2 separate regions of the Homo sapiens genome follow, and region 2 is linked to region 1. Evidence: chromatin contacts called from ENCODE Hi-C or POLR2A ChIA-PET data. All regions are on one chromosome and are shown on one strand. Each heading gives the region's core, a stretch centred on a gene start or an enhancer-like site at or near the end of the contact. The rest is flanking DNA. Distances are from core to core; before and after follow the strand shown. Region 1 overlaps FHOD3 (formin homology 2 domain containing 3). Region 2 overlaps FHOD3 (formin homology 2 domain containing 3).

Region 1 (3,599 bases), core at 538-3,037:
AACAAAGATGCAAAAAATCCTCAACAAATATTAGTAAATCAAATCCAGCAATATATGAAAAGAGTAATATGCCATGGTCAAAAAGGATGCAAGACTCATTGAGTATTTGAAATTCAGTTAGTATAACCTACTGCATTAACAATCTGAAGAAGAAAAAACACAATCATATCAGTTGATGTAGAAGAAGCATTTGACAAAATTCATTCATTCATGATTTACAAAAAGCTCTTAGCAGACTAGAAATTGGAGAAACTTTCTCATCTTGATAAAAGACAATTTACAAAAACATATGTCTAACATCATAATTAATAGTAAAGGATTATTAATGCTTTCTCCCTAATATTAGGAACAAGGCAAGGGTGTTCACTCTCACCACGCCCATTGAATATTATACTGAAAGTCTTCACTAGTGCAATAGGGATGGGAAGAGGGATATAGATTGGGAAGGAAGAAATAAAATTGTTCTTTTTCACAAACAGCATTATTGTCTATGTACAAAATTCCAGGAAATCTACAAAAACAAAACAAAAAATCAAACACTCCTAGAATTAATGTTTAACAAAGTTATAGGATATAAGGCCAATATACAAATTCAATTTTGTTTCTATATACTAACAATAAACAATTAGGAATGGAAAGGTTTTTAAAACACCGTTTGTAATAGCTCCAAAGAATGTGAACTACTTATAATTTTGGCAAAAAATACCATCCCAAACAAACATATATTGCATCTATAGTTGAAAACTATAGAACACTGATAAAAGCAATCTGCGAAGATGTATAATAAATAGACATAACAGGTTTATAGGTTAGAAGATTCAGCAGAGTAAAGATGTCAGTTCTCCTAGAATTTATAGATTAACATTATTTCCAGAAAGATTTTGTTGTTGTTGTTGATTTAGACAAGCTGCTTCCAGAATTTGTATTAAAAGGCAAAAGAACAAGAATGGCTGAACCAATTTTGAAAAAGAAGAACGAATAGGAAGAATCATACTACCTGATTTTAACATTTACTCTAAAGCTATGGTGATCCAGATTGTGTGGCATTGGCAAAGGGTTGGACAGACCAATGGGACAGAAACAGACCCGTACAAACACAACCAGTTGATTTTTGGCAAATTTGCCAAAGCAATGAAATAGAAAAAGGACAGTCTCTTTAACAAATGGCATTAGTTGGACCTATGAAAAAAAAATGAACCTCAATCTATGCTTCTTTGTACAACAGTTATCTCAAATTGGATCATAGAGCTACATATAAAGAGGAGAAACTACATATTTTTAGAAGAACACATAAGAGAAAATCTTTGTGACTTCTAGTTAGGCAAGGAGTTTTCCCACCACTTCTCATGACCCACAGCTGGGTAAGGTTAGCCTGGAGAGCTTGCTCCCTGTTTTCTGTTTTTGAGAGTTGTTCAGCGTGTGCTTCTGTTCATTGGAGGCACTGTTCTAACTCATTCCTCACCACACCCCTGCAAAATAGATAGTATGGTATAGCCGTGTCATTTTTGAGATGAAGAAACTGAAGCACAGAAAGATGAATAAATATACCTTGAGTGTAATAAGTTCCATGAGTGGCAGAACAGGAAATGCTCTCTTCCTAGACCTGTGGTGCCATCTACCTCTGTGTTCTGATAGACAGTCTCAGCCTCCACATTCTTCTTGAAAACACAAATCATGAATTTTCATGGCTCCTGTGACCCAGACGTGTGTTTTCAGGGCATCTGTTTTGTTCTTCTGTGTGGGTTTTATTCTCAGGCCCACGTTTGAGGTTGGTGGGTTTTTGCTGCTTGTAGTGCAATATTAACCCACATGAATCTATTTAGCGCCATCTCGTGTCTGGAGCGGTTTACAGGCCGGATTGCTTTAGTAGTAGTGGGTAGGTACAAAAAAGATGTAGTGGGAAAGATTTGATTACCAAAATATGAAAAATTAGCGTGATCGGACACTTGAATTCCATTAGACATGAACTTTGTAGTGATGCACCTCTTCCAGTATGATCCAGTTAATAGAATGTTGCGGGGAACAGATCAAGTCAGCTTTTAAACCTTAGTTTGCCTTCTCCCATTGTAATAGTGTCCTGGCTTCTTGGGCACTTGGCCAGTACCAGAGGCCCTGAGCTCTTGGGGGGAGGCCTTCAGTCCCAGCTTCTCAGCCTTGTGGAGAGTCTTCCCCGTGGATATACCTTCCAGAAGGCTAAAGAGTCTACCTTCTCTCTCCCTGTGTGGTTAGCTGATTTAAAGGAAGGTGCCAAAATGTACCTCAGGATTGGCCTTTTCAGCAGCGGGACTCAGAATGGGAAAAGGACAGTGGAGCAAACTCCTCTTCCATGGAGACTTGCCAGTTTGTTTGGGAAGGGAAGGAGGGAAGAAATGGGAAAAAATAGGGCAGAATGTGCCGAATTCTTGGAGCTCTTCCATGAGGTAGGGGCTGCATCTTTCTGCAGGAGGGTGGGGGTGGTGGTGGTAAGAAAGGATGCACTAGTAAAAAAATTCTAAAAACAAAAGCATGTAACACCTCACATTATTCAGTCTTATTTTTGTTCTTTTTTTTTTTTTTAACATATTTTACTTTTCCATTACAGAAGTAATCGATGCTCATGTTAGAAAGCTGGGAAAATAGGAAAAATACATCCAAAGAATATATACTCAATCACAATGGTTAATATTTTATGGATTTCCTTTTCTTCTTTGTATGCATGAAGATTGGAGTGTTATAACTGGGCACGGTGGCTTATGCCTGTAATCCAGGCACTTTGGGATTCCAAGGCTGGTGGATCACTTGAGCCCAGGAGTTTGAAACCAGCCTGGATAGCAGAAGGAGACCCTATCTCTACAGAAAAAAAAAAAAAATAGCTTGGTGTGGTGGCATGTGTCTGTGGTCCCAGCTACTCAGGAGGCTGAGATGGGAGGATCATTTGAGCCTGGGTGGATAAGGCTGCAGTGAGCCATGATGGCACCACTGCTCCAACGTGGGTGACAGCGTGAGACCGTGTCTCAACTAAAAGAAGATTTGAGTGTTTAATAATGTGATGTTGCTTTTTACTTATTTTATTTAATTATGTGATGTTGCTTTTTACTTATACTTGCTTTTTACTTATTTTATGAGAAACATTTTACAAGTTAGGACATAGCTTTGGTAAATGACTGTGTACGCTGAGTTCTAGGACCATGACAGGTATTTGTGTTTTAGTTATTATTTTGGTATATTAAATAATGCTTCAGTGAACACCTTTGCTTCCTTTTTTATTTTGTTTAAACTTAGAGCTATTTCCTTAGAATAGGTTTCCCAAATCATGATGACTGGGAAAGGGCTTGAAGAGGACTTCGAGGCTCTTAGTATAAACACATACGTGCTCACCCACCCTGGCTGGAAGTGGGCTCTGCTACTTAGGCAGTGATGGAGATTTTGGTCACATCCCTTCACTTCTCAGAGCCTCAGTTTTTTCTTCTTCCAAATGGAGGTAAAAATACCCACTGCATATGGCTTTTCTATTAATAATACCTATAAAGTCCCTCTGGAGAACTTGGCACACAGTGAGCGCTAAATACATGGTAACTTTACAAAATAATTATAGTTCTAGATAGCCTTATTACAGGTTT
Region 2 (3,910 bases), core at 1,044-3,543, 150 kb before region 1:
GGAGTACTTCTGTGAAATTGAGGTCATGGGAGTTTAGGTTTATGATGATGAAAGTGTGTGTGGAAGGCACATGGCAAAACGTTGACTTTTGCTACTCAGTTTTTCTTATAGGTCACAGGTTGAATTCTTTTTATCAAAATCTGCATGTTCTTGCCAGTTGTGGTGGCTCACACCTACAACCCCAGCACTTTGGGAGGCTGAGAGGCAGGAGCATCTCTTGAGCCCAGGTGTTTGAGACCACCGTGGGCAATATGGTGAAACCTGTCTCTAATAAAAATACAAAAAATTAGCTGGGCATTGTGGTGTGTGCCTGTAGCTCTAACTACTTAGGAGGCTGAGGTGGGAGGATTCTTGAGCCCGGGAGGCAGAGGTTGCAATGAGCCGAGATCGCGCCATTGCACTCCAGCCTGGGCGACAAAGTGAGACCCTGTCTAAAAATAAAATTAATAAAATAAATCTGCATGTTCTTTCTATAAATAGGAATTTTATTTTCATAAATAAGACTAAAATAGTGGTCTGGGGGGAATTAACACAGTGGGAGGGGAAGAGTAAAAAACGTGTATGGTTCTAAAAAGAACTTACAAGGTTAAAATCATGGTCTATTACTTTTATAGTAGGTCTGGCTATAAAGATGTTAAATTTTTACCAAGTATCAAATTCAAGGAAAATGTTGTGAAATAACATTGGATGCATTCAAAGGAATTTTAAAATAATTATAATTTGCCGTCTTCTCCTTGGTCAGAGGGTACTTTGGAATCTTACTTTGAGCTGTGCAGGCAAAAGGAATTATTCCACTTTTCTCTATTTGGCTTTGCTCTGTTGTTGACTATTCCTCTTGAGTTCAAGTGGAGGCCTCCTGGACAGCTGGTGGCCAGGGCAGCTGTAGTGACCCAACTCTAGTGTGCCCCTCCCAAGGATGGAGCTCCCAGTTTAGCTGTTGGGTTTGTACATAAAATGCCACAGCACAGCAGTCTGAGCTCTTGCTTTCTGTTTAAATAAAAAGGCAGATGCTTCACACATGTTTTCATGAATTTATATAAACCATGGAAGGAAAGAATGCTGATATTCAATAGGAACCCTGTAGCAACTTGTTACTTGTAATTTTTAGGTTTACTGTAAGAGCAAATGCAGAAAGCAAACCTGCATCTGTGCTGACACTGGGTTGGGACTAACCCATGCTCTTTTAAGTGCCTAAGTAGTGGGTGAATGGGGCATCTATAAATAGTGAGTTAGTGTGTCTGACAGACCTCAGAGACTGGAGGGATTCCTTGGGCCAGCATTGTCTCATGTGGCCACATGTGGCCAGGGAGGAACACAGCTGAAGGGAAGGAAGTGCGCTCTCTTTTATCCTTCTTTCCATATCAAGAAGAGTAGATCCTTGAGTCAGGGAGCTAGCCTGCTGAGGAGCGCTAGCTCTGGAGCATGGTCTACTGGGCAGACCTAAAGTAGGACTGAGAAAAGCTTTGCCACTTCCTTGAGGAAGATACTGTATTGGCTTCCATGACTTCCGGAGGCATCTGATGCCTCCCAACCGGCTACCCTGCTAAGTTACACTTGATTAACTTTTCTGTCTCCTCTTGGACTCAGTGTTTTATGAAGCTGAGCTTCTCTTGGAATGCGGAGCCTGGAAAGGGAGGAAGTGTGCCCTGGGCATTCCTTACAGTTGTACTGGATTCATACTGATCCGTCCACACTCTCTCGGGCCTCTGTGACAGCGCCAGGCACATGTCACTGTTGAATTAATTGATGGTGTACACTTGTTAGCAGATGAGCTACAGTTGAGGGTATAGTCTGTGGCCATCAGATACAGTCAGATGTCATGTGGGCCAAAACTTACAACCTTGGAGTCATAAACCAGCTGTGAACACCCAGGAAATGAATCATTCCATCTGAGCCAATCTGCAGTCTCCTCTCTCACTTGCCACCTGACACTGTAGCACCCCTTCTGGTGTGATTGAAGAACTTCTAAGTGCCAGCCTGCCCACACCTGGTGATGCACCAGTGTCTGTGTGCTGCCTCGGGAGGTGACTGTGAGATATGAGGATCTTATATAAGCTAGTAGTTTTGCATATGGCTAGCCCTTGTTGGCTCGGGACAGCTGGTTTAACAACCAGCCCTTAGATGACACTGGGTAGAAATTTGATGTTAAGTATTTCTCACTCCCTTATTATAGGATTTTTTAAGAGCAGTGTTTGCCTAAAGTCAGAACCATCTTCTAGGAGAGGGGTCAGGTGGTACTGCTAGTTTTTGGCCAGTTTCTTTTAGCTTATCTGTGATTCACTTAGATGGTTGATACATTCCTTGCCCATTCTGGTGGCTTTCTGACCATGGGGGACTGTCTGGTGGCAGTGCAGGATAATAAGTAGGAAGGCTTATGATCTGAGGAGTGTAAATAGTAAATGGAGACATCTCTTGTTAGTTTTTCATTTCAGCTGTTGACTCCTCAGTAGTGCTGGATTTTTTATGTTTATCACTGTCTCTTTCACCCCCACCCTCTCTTACCCAGAAGACAAATGGTGAGGTTAAATTTGGCCATGACTCAGCCAAAGTCTGGTGGTGGCCATCAGGAAAGAGTGTCAGAGGTCTTAGAATTGGCACTCGGGTGCTTGAACTGTTTTTAGTTTTCACTAAAGTTGAAACTATTCTGGTTGAACTTATTCTGGTAATAAGCTGAAAACAATGTGCTCCTGGGCATGTTTCAAAAACTAAAACATTTTTTAAAATGGAAATATGGATTAGGGTAGCTTGCCACAATGATAGTCACGTGTAGGGAAATACACACAAATTGAACTAAGTCTAACTTTTATGCTTAGATAACAAAAAGATACTTTTGAATTTACCAAATATTCATTCAAGCAGTCACCAATGAGGCATCTGGATAGCTTCTTTTGTAAGACTGTCCTTATTCTTATAAAGTTAGTTGGCTCTGAAAACTTTACTTCAGTTGATCCAAGAGTTTGAGTTGATATTTCAAGGATGTTAAACTTTGCAGCCTAAAACAAAACTGAGATTGCATATGATTGGTTTTTATGGCTTCCATTTTAGAATGAAAAAGACGATAGTGATTGGCTTAACTTTTTTTCTCTCTTTAGAAAACATTTCATAGCGGTAAAGGTGACATATACTGTTGAAAATGTATAAAGGTAGCTCTGGGTCCAGGGGTGTTGCTGGCAGATTTTTTGAAATAATTCTCCAGAATCAGCAGTCAACAAGAAAAGAACAGTGACTTGCAACCTGGAAATCCAGCTGGGACTGCCATGAATGTTTGTGGTAGTTTGGGATCACATGCCGGTTCTAGGGGACAGCAGGTCCATGCTGGTTCCTGGGTGGCAGCCCCTGTGTGGATAGGCAGTCTATAGTGTGGGGGAGTGGGTACCTGAAGAAAGAGACCTGTAAAGGAGTCAGCATAGCACCCCAAAGCCCTCTCTCCTGGACTGGGAGACAGTCATAACTTTTGGAGTGGCAATGATGTTTCAACAATGTATACAAACCTTATTCTAATTTTAAAAAGCTATTTAATTAAACTCCATATTTAATTTTTTTGAAAAGGTGGCACATTCACATGGTTGCAACTTTGAGAAGTACACAGTGATTTATAGTAAAATATCTCATGTTGTTATTCCCTCTCACCTTCGACTTTGCTCTCTGCTTCCTTCCCTCAAACTTCCCACTTGGCCGCCACATGTAATCCTTGTTATTAATTCCCACATGTTTTTGTGGATGAAGACAAATATATGTAATTTACTCCCTTTTAAAAATAAAGGTAACATACCATATATACTTTTTTTTCATTTACTATTTCTTGGGGCTCTTCCTATACTAGTAAATAAAGAGCTTCCTATTTCTTAACAGCTGAATAATATTCAGTTCCATGTATATAGGAATCCTATGTAACCTATCCCCTGTTGAA

What was found. Hi-C counts contacts between places; a loop is a spot of excess contacts on that map. ChIA-PET counts read pairs that join two places held with the same protein, here RNA polymerase II (POLR2A). Pooled maps may share reads with other maps.
Region 2: a map of ascending aorta shows a loop between it and region 1 (2.0-fold over the local background). The contact joins two enhancer-like sites. A Hi-C loop is called at or near these places in 5 of 168 maps with a recorded cell type or tissue (Calu3, GM12878, MCF 10A and 2 more), 7 of 37 single-sample maps with no recorded cell type and 9 of 50 pooled maps. POLR2A ChIA-PET finds 5 or more read pairs at or near these places in 1 of 52 experiments (activated T-cell).

What each region holds. Positions count from the first base shown.
Region 1 is chr18:36,570,609-36,574,207 of GRCh38, forward strand. All of the region lies in intron 5 of FHOD3 (formin homology 2 domain containing 3), which reads left to right. Among named protein-coding and RNA genes, the nearest start is that of TPGS2, 260 kb to the right of the region's middle. Within about 2 kb of position 1,788, at least 3 of the 41 ENCODE cell types and tissues checked have a DNase peak (open chromatin) inside an H3K27ac peak, as active enhancers do; they include ascending aorta, where a contact is called at or near this core.
Region 2 is chr18:36,418,480-36,422,389 of GRCh38, forward strand. All of the region lies in intron 3 of FHOD3 (formin homology 2 domain containing 3), which reads left to right. Among named protein-coding and RNA genes, the nearest start is that of FHOD3, 120 kb to the left of the region's middle. Within about 2 kb of position 2,294, at least 3 of the 41 ENCODE cell types and tissues checked have a DNase peak (open chromatin) inside an H3K27ac peak, as active enhancers do; they include ascending aorta, where a contact is called at or near this core.